Regions from separate parts of the Homo sapiens genome. Here region 2 is linked to region 1. A link is a loop called in an ENCODE intact Hi-C map of the cell type or tissue named here. Cell type or tissue: IMR-90. All regions are shown on one strand.

What was found. A loop is a pair of places that touch in the nucleus more often than their neighbours do. Peaks named below come from ENCODE experiments on the same cell type or tissue, not always from the same donor. Only the 100,000 strongest peaks of a DNase experiment are listed, where the experiment ranks them.
Region 2: a loop joins it to region 1, with 2.1 times the contacts of the local background. A loop is called at or near these places in 2 of 110 quality-filtered maps.

The regions. Positions count from the first base shown.
Region 1 is chr2:174,981,239-174,989,238 of GRCh38, forward strand. The region is part of intron 1 of CHN1 (chimerin 1); the gene reads right to left. Among named protein-coding and RNA genes, the nearest start is that of CHN1, 20 kb to the right of the region's middle. In IMR-90, a CTCF peak has its summit at 4,642 (motif pointing left); a DNase peak (open chromatin) is centred at 4,613; H3K27ac peaks cover 644 bases.
Region 2 is chr2:174,898,743-174,906,742 of GRCh38, forward strand. All of the region lies in intron 5 of CHN1 (chimerin 1), which reads right to left. Among named protein-coding and RNA genes, the nearest start is that of CHN1, 100 kb to the right of the region's middle. In IMR-90, no CTCF peak of the experiment used is centred here; no DNase peak of the experiment used is centred here; H3K4me3 peaks cover 244 bases; H3K27ac peaks cover 197 bases.

The DNA.
Region 1 (8,000 bases):
AAAATGCTTGCCAATAAACAAAGAGATGTGAGATCAGCTAAAAAAAAATTCATGGGTGTGGGCTATAAGCAGGTAAAATTATTGTCAAGTTGTCAGCATTAAGGCCACTGAGCACCCCAGAAGCTACTGTATCATCACAGAACCATTATCTTTTGTTACTGAAAACATTCCTTTAACAAATTTTTGAGACAGTAAAAGATGCTAACTTTTGAGTAAGCAACTCTATTTTTCATATGACAAAGCAATTTAACTTCTCAGCAGATGAAACATCTATTGCATTCCTACTAAAGATGAAAACACCGTCTGAGCTATTCAGCATCCCTCATGACGAATGCCTGAACATGTATCACAAAGCAATAAAATAAATTCTTCTAATTTCTGTTAACAGACTTATACATGTCTGAATACTTAATTCAATGAAGTTTTCCATAAGTAACAGTTCATCAGCATTTTGCCCATTAACTTAGGAAGCAATTGTAAATATTTTTTTCCTGATGATATGAAATACTCTATTAAAAGTAGACAAACTGTGAAGTACAGTATCAAATACACACGAATTTTTTTTTTATTATTATACTTTAAGTTTTAGGGTACATGTGCACAACGTGCAGGTTTGTTACATATGTATACATGTGCCATGTTGGTGTGCTGCACCCATTAACTCGTCATTAAACATTAGGTATATCTCCTAATGCTATCCCTCCCTGCTCCCCCCACCCCACGACAGGCCCCGGTGTGTGATGTTCCCCTTCCTGTGTCCATGTGTTCTCATTGTTCAATTCCCACCTATGAGTGAGAACACGCGGTGTTTGGTTTTTTTGTCCTTGCGATAGTTTGCTGAGAATGATGGTTTCTAGCTTCACCCATGTCCCTACAAAGGACATGAACTCATCATTTTTTATGACTGCATAGTATTCCATGGTGTATATGTGCCACATTTTCTTAATCCAGTCTATCATTGTTGGGCATTTGGGTTGGTTCCAGGTCTTTGCTATTGTGAATAGTGCCACAATAAACATACATGTGCATGTGTCTTTATAGCAGCATGATTTATAATCCTTTGGGTATATACCCAGTAACAGGATGGCTGGGTCAAATGGTATTTCTAGTTCTAGATCCCTGAGGAATTGCCACACTGACTTCCACAGTGGTTGAACTAGTTTACAGTCCCACCAACAGTGTAAAAGTGTTCCTATTTCTCCACATCCTCTCCAGCGCCTGTTGTTTCCTGACTTTTTAATGATCGCCATTCTAACTGGTGTGAGATGGTATCTCATAGTGGTTTTGATTTGCATTTCTCTGATGGCCAGCAAATTCACACTAATTTTTAACATAAAACATTTAATTTAGAGAAATTCCAGAGTTCTGGCTATATCACTTTGTGACCCAGAAATGTCCCCCAGTAATCCTTAACCCCACCCATTCACTCTCTTCCTCCTTTGCTGGCGAGTATCAAAACAAGTGTAAGGTTAGGATGCTGTGGGTCACTTTTTCTGTAAGCAAGAGCACACACATACCTTTAGCTGCTATTGATATATTTCAGCAGTTTAAAATAAACAGTTATATATCAAGAAATATTGTGTTCTTTTTTTAATTTAAAATTTAAAACATATTTTAAAATACAGTTTTCCCTCACATGTACAGCCTCCTCCCTTTCCCCCACCAATGAGATTCAGAAGCATTTTACTTGGCTAAACTGGATTCTAATGAAGACTCTAGTATTACAAAAACATTTTATAACCACTACCAAAGAGAAAAAAGAAGACATTAAAAAAACACAAGGGCAAAACTAACTTATAGTGTTAGATGTCAGGATAGTGATAAACTCTGGGGAGGCAGAAGAGGGCAGTGACTAAGAGAGGTTTTGAGGGGGACTATGCTAGTAATGTTATATCTTTTGACTTGAGTAGTACTTACATAGATGTGATCAGTTTGAAATTAATCATGGAGCTTATGATTGCTGTATTTTACTTTTTTAGTTCTTTTTATGTTTTACTTAAATACACTTATGCATTGTATATTTTATATGTGTTACACTTTTGTTTTAAAAAAAGTTGTAATCTTTTAGGAATAAATGAGCATGACTCCTTACAGTTCCACTGTTCTTAGGTTAACATCAGTAGTTTTACTAGACTAAGTGTGAGGGGGATGTGATAATTATCTTAAAAAGTGCTTGCCATGGGCCAAAAAAACCCAGGGAGGTCCCACATACATGAAAACAGGGATCAGAAAAGAAATGAGCAAAATGTATCTGAGCATAGAATCAAACTTCAGAACTCATACATTCATTAAAAAAAAATAAGCTAGACGGCCGGGCACGGTGGCTCATGCTTGTAATCCCAGCACTTTGGGAGGCCGAGGCGGGTGGATCATAAGGTCAGGAGTTTGAGACCAGCCTGGCCAATATGGTGAAACCCCGTCTCTATGAAAAATACAAAAATTAGCTGGGCTTGGTGGCATGCGCCTGTAGTCCCAGCTGCTCGGGAGGCTGAAGCAGGAGAATTAGTTGAACCCAGGAGGCTGAGGTTGCAGTGAGCTGAGGTGGTGCCACTGCACTCCAGCCTGGGCAACAGAGCAAGACTCCGTCTTAAAAATAAATAAATAAATAAATAAATAAGCTAGCCAATCAGTCAGCCAACTGAAAAGACAAATCCTTTCATTGACAACTGCATACATGTCTACATTTTCACAAGAGATGATGGGAAAGACTCAGAAAGAACAAAAGTCAGTTTGAGCTATTTAATTTTCACTTGGTCTCAAATGTGGACTATAAATCTAAACAGAGAAAAAAAGGGAGCATCTACTGCTCCACGCAAGTTTTTTTTTTTTTCATTTTCAGAAATTTCTTAGAATTTAATTCTGGAAAAAAATAACTAGAAATAGGCACGTTTGAAAGCTCAATCTTCATTTTATCCATGGGGAAAATAAACACTTTTAAAATAAGATCTTTCAAAGATGTCAGTGGATGAATCTGCTCTGTGTGCTATGTGTATATCCCTTACATCTGCTCCTACATATAATACTCTCTGATCCATGTTTCTCAAGAAGTTCCTTAGTTCTAAAATTAATTTACCTTAAATTAACGTTTCTATAAATTCAATGAAAATTACAGAATGTGTTTTATAAGCTTTTTTTTTTTTTTTTTTTTTTAGATGGAGTCTCGCTCTGTCACCAGGCTAGAGTGCAGTGGCGCGATCCTGGCTCATTGCAACCTCTGCCTCTCCGGTTGAAGCGATTCTCCTGCCTCAGCCTCCCAAGTAGCTGGGACTACAGGTGTGTACCACCACACCCAGCTAATTTTTGTATTTTTAGTAGAGATGGGGTTTCACCATATTGGCCAGGATGGTCTCGATCCCTTGACCTTGTGATCTGCCTGCCTTGGCCTCCCAAAGTCCTGGGATTACAGGCGTGAGCCACTGTGCCTGGCTGTGTTTTATTAGCTTCTAAAAAGAGATCTTGTGCAAAATAGTATCACATAAATGATGGTAACCTGAAACTGAACACTAAACCCTTGACAGAAGAAAGGGCAAGCTAACAAAGGAATAGTTTTCAACGTGCAGCCTCCTCACAGAACATATTCATTATGCAAGCTTAGCAGCCAGTACATACAAAATCGTTTTTAAAAAGAAACCTGTATTGATTCTTTCTTCATATGTAATAGATTCTTTCTTCAACAAACCTTCACAAGAATGAAGAAAAAAAATGAGTGCTTTCACAACTCTCTAAAATACATGGTTATAAGCTTATATTTAGATTTTTGCAAGTCTTAGGTTTCAAGAGAAAGTTCCTTGGGCTTTTCTTATTCTATGATATGTCTTTGATACTATTTGCTTGATGATTTTTATGATGAGGCTGAGAAAAATCAGAATGCTATAGACCTAAACCTAATTTGCTCTAGATTTTAGTTGATACACTTTAATGTTTTAGTCTTCTATGAACATGTAGCTCTTTCCATTGAAATTATTGACAAGATTTCAGAAAGCAATAAACAATATAAAACTTCCCTACCAACCTCAACATAATTTCAACATCATTCCCTTCCCTAATGACAATGTTAATGTAAACAGTAAACATCTAAAGCAGTATTAATTGTCAAATATACAAGAGTAAAAAAGAAGCCTAATTTAATTAACACTGTGATTGGGTAGATTCCTGTCGTCCTTCATTACCATTCCACTTATTAAATTTCATTCATAATTAAAAATTACATAATATATTCCAACTACATCATCTTGTTTTTAAATAAAAAATAACAGTTACTTTAGAGCAATTACTAATACCCATTGTTCTAATAAATGTCCATATTTTAAGATGTCTAGAAATGAGACATATAGACTACAAGCCTCATAAATCATATTATTACTTTAAAAGTAAAGGCAAACATAGTGAATGCAGGCAGCCCTTTGTATTCTACAGATCCCAGTGTGTTTTACGGATCTTCAACAAAGGATTTTGGCTCCTATACCGGAAATGAACACTGTTTAAAATGTTAAATTGAAGCTCATCAATTTCAAGGAGTCTTGACTAAAGCTTCTAGAAATCTAAACTTTAGCATTTTAAGGGCATAAATATTTAGATGTTCCTTCTTAAATTTTGCTGCATTTCCATAAGTTAAGGAAAAACAGAGGAAACAAGTTGGCAAGTGCCATCTTGTGGACTCTCTGGAAAATGTTTTCACTCTATTCATCAGTATAATTCCAAAAGCAAATCATTATAAATGTTCAATACAATATTCCCAATAATCAAACTGTTACTTTAATTTAAATTAAAAGGTTAATTTTCCAGGGTCCAAACATCCATAACTATAATAAACTGCAATTGTGGATTTGAGATTAGATTATTCTAAATCATGTGAAATATTTATAGCCAAACCGTCACACTGGATCCCTATATTATCTTCAGGAGTTATGCCACAGAGATATATTATGTAATGAAGCTTGAGAATCTGATATACCAAAGAAATTTAAAAAGCACCTACTCAGCAGAGAAGTTAGAATTACTCTCCTAATTTTATAATATAGCGAACACAGCTATAGAATACACCTTGCAAAAGAAAAGGGGGCCCTTTGTTTTTCATAAAATATAAACCAAAAAAGTTACCAAGAATTCTAAAATATAGTGGAACTAATGAATAGACACATCCATAGATCCACCATATGTGTATGCCTAATAACCAAAAGTTTACAGATTAAGAGTTAAGATACATAGTATGTAAAGACGAAAACAAACACAAGACTAATACGAAAGAAAACACCCCAGAGTCACAATGTCCATGATTCTCTTTAGACTTTAGAAATACAGCCGACCCTTAAACAACATGGGTTTGAACCACGTGGTTCTACTTATAAACAGATTTTCTTGTGCTTCTGTTACCCTTAAGACAGTAAGACCAACCAACCCCTCCTCTTCTTCAGTCTACTCAACATGAAGACAACAAAGATGAAGACATTTACAACGATCCACATATTTTCAATAAATATCTTTTCCTTATGATTTTTTGTTTGTTTGCTTGTTTTGAGACGGAGTCTCACTCTGTTGCCCAGGCTGGAGTGCAATGGCGCGATCTGGGCTCAGTGCAACCTCTGCCTCCTGGGTTCAAGCGATCCTCCTGCCTCAGCCTCCCGAGTAGCTGGGACTACAGGCGCCCACCACCACGCCCAGCTAATTTTTTGTATTTTTAGTAGAGACAGGGTTTCACTGTGTTAGCCAGGATGGCCTCCATCTCCTGACCTCATGGTCTGCCTGCCTTGGCCTCCCAAAGTGCTGGGATTACAGGCATGAGCCACCACGCCCAGCCGATTTTATTATTTTGTTAATAACATTTTTTCTCCAGCTTACTTTATTGTAAGAATACAGTATACAATACATATAACACAAAATATGCGTTAATCAATTGTTTATGTTATTGGTAAGGTTTCCAGTAACCAGTGGGTTATTAGTAAAGTTTTGGGGAAGTCAAATACGTGGATTTTTGACAGACTAGGCGGGGCAGGGGGCAGGGGATATCTGCCCTCCTAAGCATCATGTTCAAGGGTCAACTCTAGTATGGTTTTATTATTTCACATAGCAAGAAAGAGGAAATATTAACATTCTAGATTTACATGGCACTGCCATATACATAGAAACTCAAATTATATTACGGCCTCTTGGTCATAATACTCTTTTTTCTTTTTTTTTTTTTTTATTTGAGACAGAGTATAGCTCTGTCACCCAGGCTGGAGTACAGTGGCGCAATCTCGGCTCACTGCAACCTCCACCTCCCAGGTTCAAGTGATTCTCCTGCCTCAGCCTCCCGAGTAGCTGGGATAACAAGCGCCTACCACCACTAATTTTTGTATTTTTGTATTAGCCCGCCACCAGCTAATTTTTGTATTTGTAGTACAGATGGGGTTTCACTGTATTGGCCAGGATGATCTCGAACTCCTGATCTCATGATCCACCTGCCTCGGCTTCCTAAAGTGCTGGGATTATAAGCATGAGCCACCGTGCTTGGCAGGTTATAATATTCTTTTACAGAGGTAAGTAAGGAGAAACTGCTTTTATTTCACTTTTTAGGTTGAAGGGAGACAGATTTTAATAACTGTTGAGACTACATATTTAGATGATGGCAATTTTATATAGATGTGTTGTCTTCTTAGACCTGGTTATTGACAGTCAGTTTTACCTTATCCAGGATGAGGGAGAGGGAGATGTGAGTTTTAACTATGGTGAGGATGGTCTAAACTGAGAAAGACCAAAAAAAACCCTCCAAAATTTTCACATGCTAAAGAACACTAACATGCTAGTACATAATGAGACTTTCCAAGTATGAGTAAAATTGGGCCATAAAAAGTGACAACAGCCAGGCGCGGTGGCTCACGCCTGTAATCCCAGCACTTTGGGAGCCAAGGCGGGCGGATCACGAGGTCAGGAGATCGAGACCATCCTGGCTAACACGGTGAAACCCCGTCTCTACTAAAAATACAAAAATTAGCCGGGCATGGTGGTGCGCGCCTGTAGTCCCAGCTACACGGGAGGCTGAGGCAGGAGAATGGCGTGAACCCGGGAGGCGGAGCTTGCAGTGAGTCGAGATCGCGCCACTGCACTCCAGCCTGGGCAACAGAGTGAAACTCCGTCTCAAAAAAAAAAAAAAAAAGACCAAATACTTGGGGAAAAATAGGTGAACATTTTGGCCAAGTCTAAGTTGGCGTAAGATTTGATGGCATTTTTAATTGTCTACAACTTCCCAACTCTGTTTCAATAAAATTAGCACAGAGTGTACCGTTTTGCAAATATTGCTAATATTTTTTTCTTAGTGCTTTATTAGTGATTACTTATAACAATATATTTAGTTGCCTTGAGACAATATGACAGATAATATTCTATGGCAGCTTTCTCAGCAGCTATGAATCTTCTTATAATATGGCAGTGGAAAATAAAATGAGCCTATAAAACTCATCACTGGTTTGAGCTCTTTAGAAAACAGACAGCATGTAAAGTGTTAATAAATACAGTATGAAATATACCAGTTCATCTCAGCTTAATATCTCAGCATTAACAATAAATTATTTTTATAATTTGAAAGAAGGTGTATATTGCTGTAATTTAGGGAAACAGATTTGAAAGAACACAAGGGTTTAAAGTATTAGACTTTATTTCAGTTCACATTACCATTTCTGTCTGCATTCAAATCGTAAGTCAGAAAAAGTACTGTTCAATGGTATTTATTATTAAAAGCTGCTGCATTTTTTCAAAAATAGTAGTGAAATTAATCTATTATAAAGTCTTCATCTCTCAATCTGCTAAAAGTCCTATGAACTATGTAGTTTAACTGTATTACCATAAACCTGTTTAAATTTTAAAATAAAAGATAAACAAGGCCAGGCATGGTGGCTCACACCTGTAATCCCAGCATTTAGGGAGGCTGAGGTGGGCAGATCACAAGGTCAGGAGTTCGAGACCAGCCTGGCCAACATGGTGAAACCCCGTCTCCACTAAAAATACAAAAATTAGCCAGGTGT
Region 2 (8,000 bases), 82 kb before region 1:
AATACTATAAATTTTTTAAAAGGTGATCCTATGTTAACTTTCTCCCCAACAGTGGCAGAAAATTCTTGTCTAAGAATTCTACCATAATAACAAAATTAATAAACTAAAAAAATGTATAAACAGGAAGTCCCTAAAATATTCCCGATTACCTAGTATTGCCACCCCAAAATATGCTTTTGTTTGTCTGTTACAATGATATAGGAAAAATAAAGAGTACAATTTTAGTTATTTTTATGGAGATTGGGCTTGCTTAGAAAATTCCAAGAAAATCCTGAGGGAGTCACAGAGCTTTAAAACTCCTTGGCTGTCAGTAGGACGGGCTCCTTTGGTTCCTAGACCCCCACACAGCCTTGTTACCTTCTCAGTTCCTTTTTTATATACATTTATACCAGTAGATTCTTTTTGAATGAAAAAGTGCTGTAAGAAGCCTAGTCTAAGAAAAACTTTGGTAACTGAAAAGGAGGGCACTCAGGAGAAGACAGACACGATACATATGAATTAGAAAGAGTCACAGTATAGGTAAGTTTAAAAATCAGCAATAAAAATAGTAGCAATTACATGTGAACAACAAAAGCAAAGTGAAAATAAAAACACTTACATCCTGTGAATATCTTCTTGTCCCTGTGTCTGTGACTCAGTATATATGTCAACTCTAGATTGTGTAAAGAGGTCAAAGATTTGCCAAAGATGGTAGCAGTAACAGACAGGGGTTGCCAAACTTTAGCTCTAGAGCCAAATCTAGGCCACTGCCTATTATTGTATCACCAACAAGCTAAACATTGGTTTTAAATTTTTCAGTGGTTACCTTTTAAATGGCTACACAAGCATCTATATAACATAATATTCTCAATTGGCCTGCAATGCCTAAAATATTTACTATAGGATCCTTTACAGAAAAAGTTTGCCAACACCTGATCTATGTGCTTAGCCATGTCTTTTTGACTAAAATTAAGGACAGGAAAAATAAATGTAACCTCAATTTTGAGGAGCTTGTCAAATTCCAAAGTAGAGTTGACATCAATAAGATGTTAAGAATAATTCCCCAAAATTGGGAAGAGGGGTGGAAAGGTCACCCAGATTGAATTGGAACCACTGCTTAGCCATTAGCAAACAAATCTTAAGAATTATACCATATGGTATTCTGTGAGGCATTAGTGTTATCTGTTTTCAAAAAAGTTAGGGAAATAACAAACTGTCAGTTTTTATGTGTATATGTATGTTCATTTTGTTTCACTGCAGAACTTCTCAGAGTCTTTAGAAATATCACCAGGACAGGGATACAGTATGCAACAATCCCCAAATATATTCTACTTTACTTCTGTGTACCTATTAATATTTTGAAGAAAGTATTAAATACAATACAGTTGGGAAAATATTTATCGAATATCAAAATAAATTATTGGTGGATAAACAAGTTACATGTTAACACACCATGAAATCTAGAAGAAAGTAAATGTAACTACCAAGGCCAGGGGCAGTGACTCACAACTACAATCACAGCACTCTGGGACCCGGAGAAGGGAGGATTGCTTCTCGGGCCAGGAGTTCAGGAGAAGGCTAGGAGTTCAAGACCAGCCTGGTGGCACCCTGTCTCTACATAAAAATGAAAAAATTAGCCAGGTGCGGTGATATGTGCCTGTAGGCCTAGCTACTTGGGAGGCTGAGGCAGGAGGATCACTTCAGCTGAGGAGTTCCAGGCTACAGTGAGCTATGATCATACTCCAGGCTAGACAACAGAGCAAGACCCTGTCTCATAAAAATTTTTAAAACGTAACCATCAAGGCCAGGCGCAGTGGCTCACGCCTGTAATCCCAGTACTTTGGGAGGCCAAGGCGGGTGGATCACCTGAGGTCAGGAGTTCGAGACCAACCTGGCCAACATGGTGAAACTGCGTCTCTACTAAAAATACAAAATTAGCCGGGCGTGGTGACAGGTGCCTGTATGCCCAGCTACACGGGAGGGTGAGGCAGGAGAATCGCTTGAACCCAGGAAGCAGAGGTTGCAGTGAGCTGAGATTGCGCCATTGCACCCCAGCCTGGGCAAAAAGAGCGAAACTCCATCTCAAAAAAAAAAAAAGTAACTATCAAATATCTTGTGGAGGTGTGCTATCTAGGGCAAAGAAAAATGGAATAAATTTTATAAAATAAAATTTTCACTTAGAAAAAGATTCACTGAAGTGTAACCAGGAAAAATTAAATTATGTCAAAGACCAACAAAAATAGAGAAAGCTTGCATGGTAAATATAATAAATGGTTGCATAAATACTATACACAAAATATATAGGGCAATGGACATGAAGAGGTTACTAAGAGAAAAGGTAACAAGTAACTTTCTTGTGTGCATCCACTATTGATCTACTTCAGCTGTTTATTCTTCAGAAACCAAAAGGAAATTCAAGCTTGGGTTATGTCACAGCCCAGCTCTTAGAATAAAGAGCAAAATTCTTAACCGGGCCTACAAGAAGCAGATGTGCAGCCTCACTTCTTCCCTCTCCAACTCACTGTGCTCCCGGCCACCCTCTTCTTTCAGTTCAGAGATGTGCACTGCAGCCCTTGCATGGACATGCTGGTCGGGCTTCTAGGTTCTTTCTCTTTGCCCTCTCACTCACTCTCTTTCCTTAGATCACTCTCACAACGCTTCAGTTCTCAAATCAGACTTTCCTTTCTCAGAAAAGCCTTCCCTGATTGCAATTTAGATTTAGAGTGAGACTCTGGGTTTAGATCAGATCCTCCTTTATGCACTCGTATCTCCCTTGCTTTCCTTCCACAGCATTTGCCTCAGTTTTTAGCTTGGCATTTGTGGGACAATTCATTAAAGTCTAATCCTCTCTCTACCTAATAAACTGTTAAGCTCCATAAGGCCAGGGATCTTGACTGTTTTGTTTTTCCTTGTATCTCCAGCACCTAGAAGGATATTGCAATTTTCTAAAAACAAAGCAACAGGGAGAACAACAAAAATACATTTAATAAATGCCAAAAAATAATGTTTGTCTTTGAGGGCCATGAGATTATAGGTAATATTTTCCTTTTCCTACTTTTCTGCATTTTATATATAGTACACGTGGTAATAAAAACAAAGTTACTGATAGACCTACATTTAAATAAGTAAATGTAAGTGAAAATCAGAATTTTTAAAAAGGGGAGGTGAAACTTAACCTTACGAAGAATTAATTCAAATAGCAAACTTCTCATATATTTATCAACATGGAAAATATTCATAATACACAGCTAACTGAAAAAAAGCATACCATAATATAGTGTACCTTGTATAAAGTCATTTCTGTATAACTCGGGAAAATGCTAGAATTTCATACAACACAGTTTTAACAGTGATTATTTCTGGATAGTAGAATTGGGGTGCTTTTTGCCTTTGTGTTTTCCTACATTTTAAAATATTTTTTGTATTGTATATTTGTCAGGGAAAAAATGCTAATCTTTTTGAACAGCTATCTCCTCTTGTGCTTTTACAATACAGTTCAATTTGCAACACATTTTCAGGAACACATCAATTTTTTCAAGTAAGGGATGCCTTATGTTAAACTAGCCATTTCCTACTGTGTCACATCAATTACTTTCTATGGTTTGTTTTATTAAAGAACACCTGAGCAAGGGTACCTCACATAAACTGGAATTATTATATCAATGTTTTTAAAAAGCTTTTTAGCACTGATAATATATTATATTTTAAATAAATTGTGCTATCCCCTTCATCAATATTAATTTTCTAATACTGCAGAACTAAATGTTACTGTCATCATGTGTTATCACTTACTCTTATATCTTAAAATTTTCCCATAAAATGATTCATAATCTAAACTAAGAGGAGAAAAACAGTTTTGAAAAATGTTCTACAGAACATTATTTTTCACTTATTCCAAATAGCACAACAAGAAGGTTTGCAGGAAATGGAATGAAACCATGGTAACCAACTGAACCTATCATGAGCTATCAGATCAAAAGAACACACAGTACATTACACGTCAACGCCTACTAGCAGCATAATCCTTCCCCAGTTCCTTTTGATCCTTCTTCTTTAACATGAAAAATGCTTTCAACCAATTTTCATATTTTAAAACTGCAAAAGCCCCTTTATCAGTATCTACTATGATTCTCTGGCTTTACTCAGGAACTCTTTGGCCAAGCTCACTTTATAAGTCAACCTAATGTTTTGAGATTCAATTAGGAATTGTTGGGTGTTTTCAATCATTAGCAAAATTACATTTTTTACTTCAGTGCATTTTATCATTTTCTAAGATAGCAGCAATAGTTTCTTCACACAAAATCTTCAGAACTGTAAAGATTGTATTACCCTCTCACAGAAATCCCTTGCTTAATAGAATTTTATCAGTATTCTAAACTCAAAGCCACAATAAATTAAATAACAACTACATTTACAGAACACAGATGAGTCCTTTTTGACTATCTCGTTGTCCATTCTATCACTGATCATCAACCTCCTCATAGGCACTGAAGCTAAACTCACAGAATCTGGCTCAACATGATCTTAAACTACCAATTAGCTAAAACTAAATACACAAGGTAATGATGGCTTTTGTCAGGCATTAGCTGTTTATTGCACAACTATATAGTCAGGCAGACAATAGGGCAAACCTCTGCAAAGACTAGAGATCATCTTTGCTGTTACAGTTAGCCACTCCTTAATGATTTTCATTTAAAATAAAACACAATATGCACATATGCCATAAAAACAGAAGTATATTTTATGCATGACCAGTTTCTGGAAGGATAGAAAGTAATTGTGAATGGTGTTATCTCTAGGGAGTGGAACTAGAAGTATGTCACGGTGGGAAAGTACTATAATTTATCATTCTAAACACTTTTATTTCAAAATTTTTTAACCATATCTATGTGCTGCTTTTATAACAGAAATATAATAAATTACACAGATGCAAATACGCTTATTTTTATAAAGAATTATTGCTGTTTTACTTTGATAAGTTATACAAGGTTACTATAAAATTATTTTTATAAGTACAAATAATTACCAAGTGATCGTATAATGGGATTTTTGTTTAAATTATTAAACTTCAAATGCACTTAATTTGGCTTTTTTCTTTTGAGACTACGGGGGTGGAAAGTTAACCCTTGAGAATAAGTTGGAATAAACCTTATCTTTAAAGGCTTTAAACAAAGGTATATCTGTTTATAAAAATAGTAATGTGTTGATAACTTTAAAATCTTAATTACTAAAATGGCATTGATTTAAAAACTAAGAGTAGGCTGGGCACGGTGGCTCATGCCTGTAATCCCGGCACTTTTGGAGGCTGAGGCAGGTGGATCACCTGTGGTTGGGAGTTCGAGACCAGCCTGACCAACATGGAGAAACCCCGTCTCTACTAAAAAATACAAAATTAGCTGGGCATGGTGGTGCATGCCTGTAGTCCCAGCTACTCGGGAGGCTGAGGCAGGAGAATCGCTTGAACCCGGGAGGTGGAGGTTGTGGCACGAGATTGTGCCATTGCACTCCAGCCTGAGCAACAAGAGCAAAACTCCGTCTCAAAAAATAAATAAATAAATAATAAAAAATAAATTAAAAAAATAAAAACTAAGAGTTTACTCCTGTGTCATACCTCTTGTCAACTTAGATAAAGTGCTGCATGTTTTATGACTGTTTTTGAATTTTTTGTTTGTTTGTTTGTTTGTTTGAGATGGAGTTTCACTCATTGCCCAGGCTTGAGTGCAATGGTGCGATCTCGGCTCACCACAACCTCCACCTCCCAGGTTCAAGTGATTCTCCTGCCTCAGCCTCCCAAGTAGCTGGGATTACAGGCATGCACCACCACACCTGGCTAATTTTGTACTTTTAGTAGAGACGGGGTTTCTCCATGTCAGTCGGGCTGGTCTCAAACTCCCAACCTCAGGTGATCTGCCCACCTTGGCCTCCTAAAGTGCTGCGATTACAGGCATGAGCCACCGTGCCCAGCCAGATATTGTTTTTAAACAAGTTATATTTCTCAGTTTTATTGCTGTTTGTTCTTGAGCAAGTTAAGCCTTGGTTTTCTCTTCTGTAAAATGGGGGAAAAATAGTATCTACCACATGGTCTTATTTTATAGATAAAACTTAATTTTCCAACCTGTTGCCAAGAACAGAGGTTACGGGTTACAAGACAGCAAACCTGCCCAGCCCTTTCAGAGGCCAAAGAGTGTCTGATACATTGAAGTCCTTGAGCCAGTCACACTGGGCCATGATCAATCTCATGCATTTACCTTAACGTACCACACATTATCACCTTGTATGGGTGCCAGAAAAAGTTTGGGTTATCTAAAAGATAATTCACATATTTACCATAATGCCTGGAAGAGTAAAGATTTGGAAATGTTAGCTAATATTATATTTATAAAACTGTTAAGTCCATTAAAAAAAATTTGGTGACTCCAAATCATTCACAGAAAAGGAATCACATTATCAACATAGGCTAGGACTGTATCTAGTTACTAAAAAACAGATCTTAAAGAGAATCTAGCATGTCTTCCACTGTACCTTAAAGCAGATACACACCTGAGATTCTAGTTCTTCTTTGCAAAGTAGATAACTAGAGAGACAGTCATCCTCTTTATGTACAAGTTTCTATTAGCCCCAAAATGTACTTGAAACTCAACTCTACCCTTAAATGAAATAATAAAATTTGCTTTATACAATGCCTTAAAAATACAAAAGCCAAAAATATCTTGAAATCAGCTTTTTGGCTTTCTCTACCTTCTACTTTAAATCCACTGTTATGTATGCATACTTTTGAGAGAGAATTGAAGTTTGAATAGACAGAATACTAGTGAATAAAAACCATGCTGAGGATAAAAAAAAATTTTTTTTTTTTTCTCTGAGACGGAGTCTCGCTCTGTTGCCCAGGCTGGAGTGCAGTGGCGAAATCTAGGCTCACTGCAAACTCCACCTCCCGGGTTCATGCCATTCTCCTGCCTCAGCCTCCTGAGAAGCTGGGACTACAGCTACCATGCCCGGCTAATTTTTGTATTTTTTTAGTAGAGACAGGGTTTCACCGTGTTAGCCAGGATGGTCTCGATCTCCTGACCTCGTGATCTACCCGCTTCGGCCTCCCAAAGTGCTGGGATTACAGGTGTGAGCCACCGCGCCCAGCCAGATAAAAATGTTTTTAAATGAAATACCATTCAAGAGTAAGGTGCAAATCAATCTTTAATGAGATAGCACTTCACATATACTAGGATGTCTATATTCAAAGAGATATAACAAGTGTTGAAAAGGATGTGAAGAAACTGGAAACTTCATACACTGCTGGTGGGACTATAATGATATAACCACTTTGGAAAACCATTCCATGATTCCTCAAAAGGTTACTTTTGAGTTACAATACGACCCAGCAACTTCACTCCTAGGTATATACCCAAAAGAAATAAAAACATATGTTTATACAAAAACTTGCACACAATTTTATTCATAATAACATTATTTACAGCAGTATTATTCATAATAGCCAAAAAGTAGAAACAACTCAAATGTCCATCAACTACTGGAATATTTTTCTAATATTATTCATTAGTAAAAAGGAACAAAGTACTTATACATGCCACAACATGGATAAACCTTGAAAACATTATGCTAAGGGAAAAATGTCAGTCACGAACATATATAATGTCATTTATATGAAATGTCTAGGTTGTTTACATCAATAGAGACAAAAGTAGATTAGTGGTTGCCTAGGGCTGGGAGAGCTGAGAAACAGAAAGTGAGGGCAAATAGATGTAGAGGTTCTTTTCAGGGGCATTAAATGTTCTAAAATTGATTATGTCATAATTTTGTGAATGTACCAAAAACCACTGAACTGTACACTTGAAACAGGTGAATTGCTATGCTATATAACTGAAGAAACAGTTTTAAAAAAGTAAGATATGAGAACATGCAAAAGCCATGCTTGCAAACAGAGTAAGAAAAAAAAGATGCAATTTTATAATACATAGAAACAGTGCTTGGTTGCCTTCAGTAGATGTTTCATAACACTGTTTGAA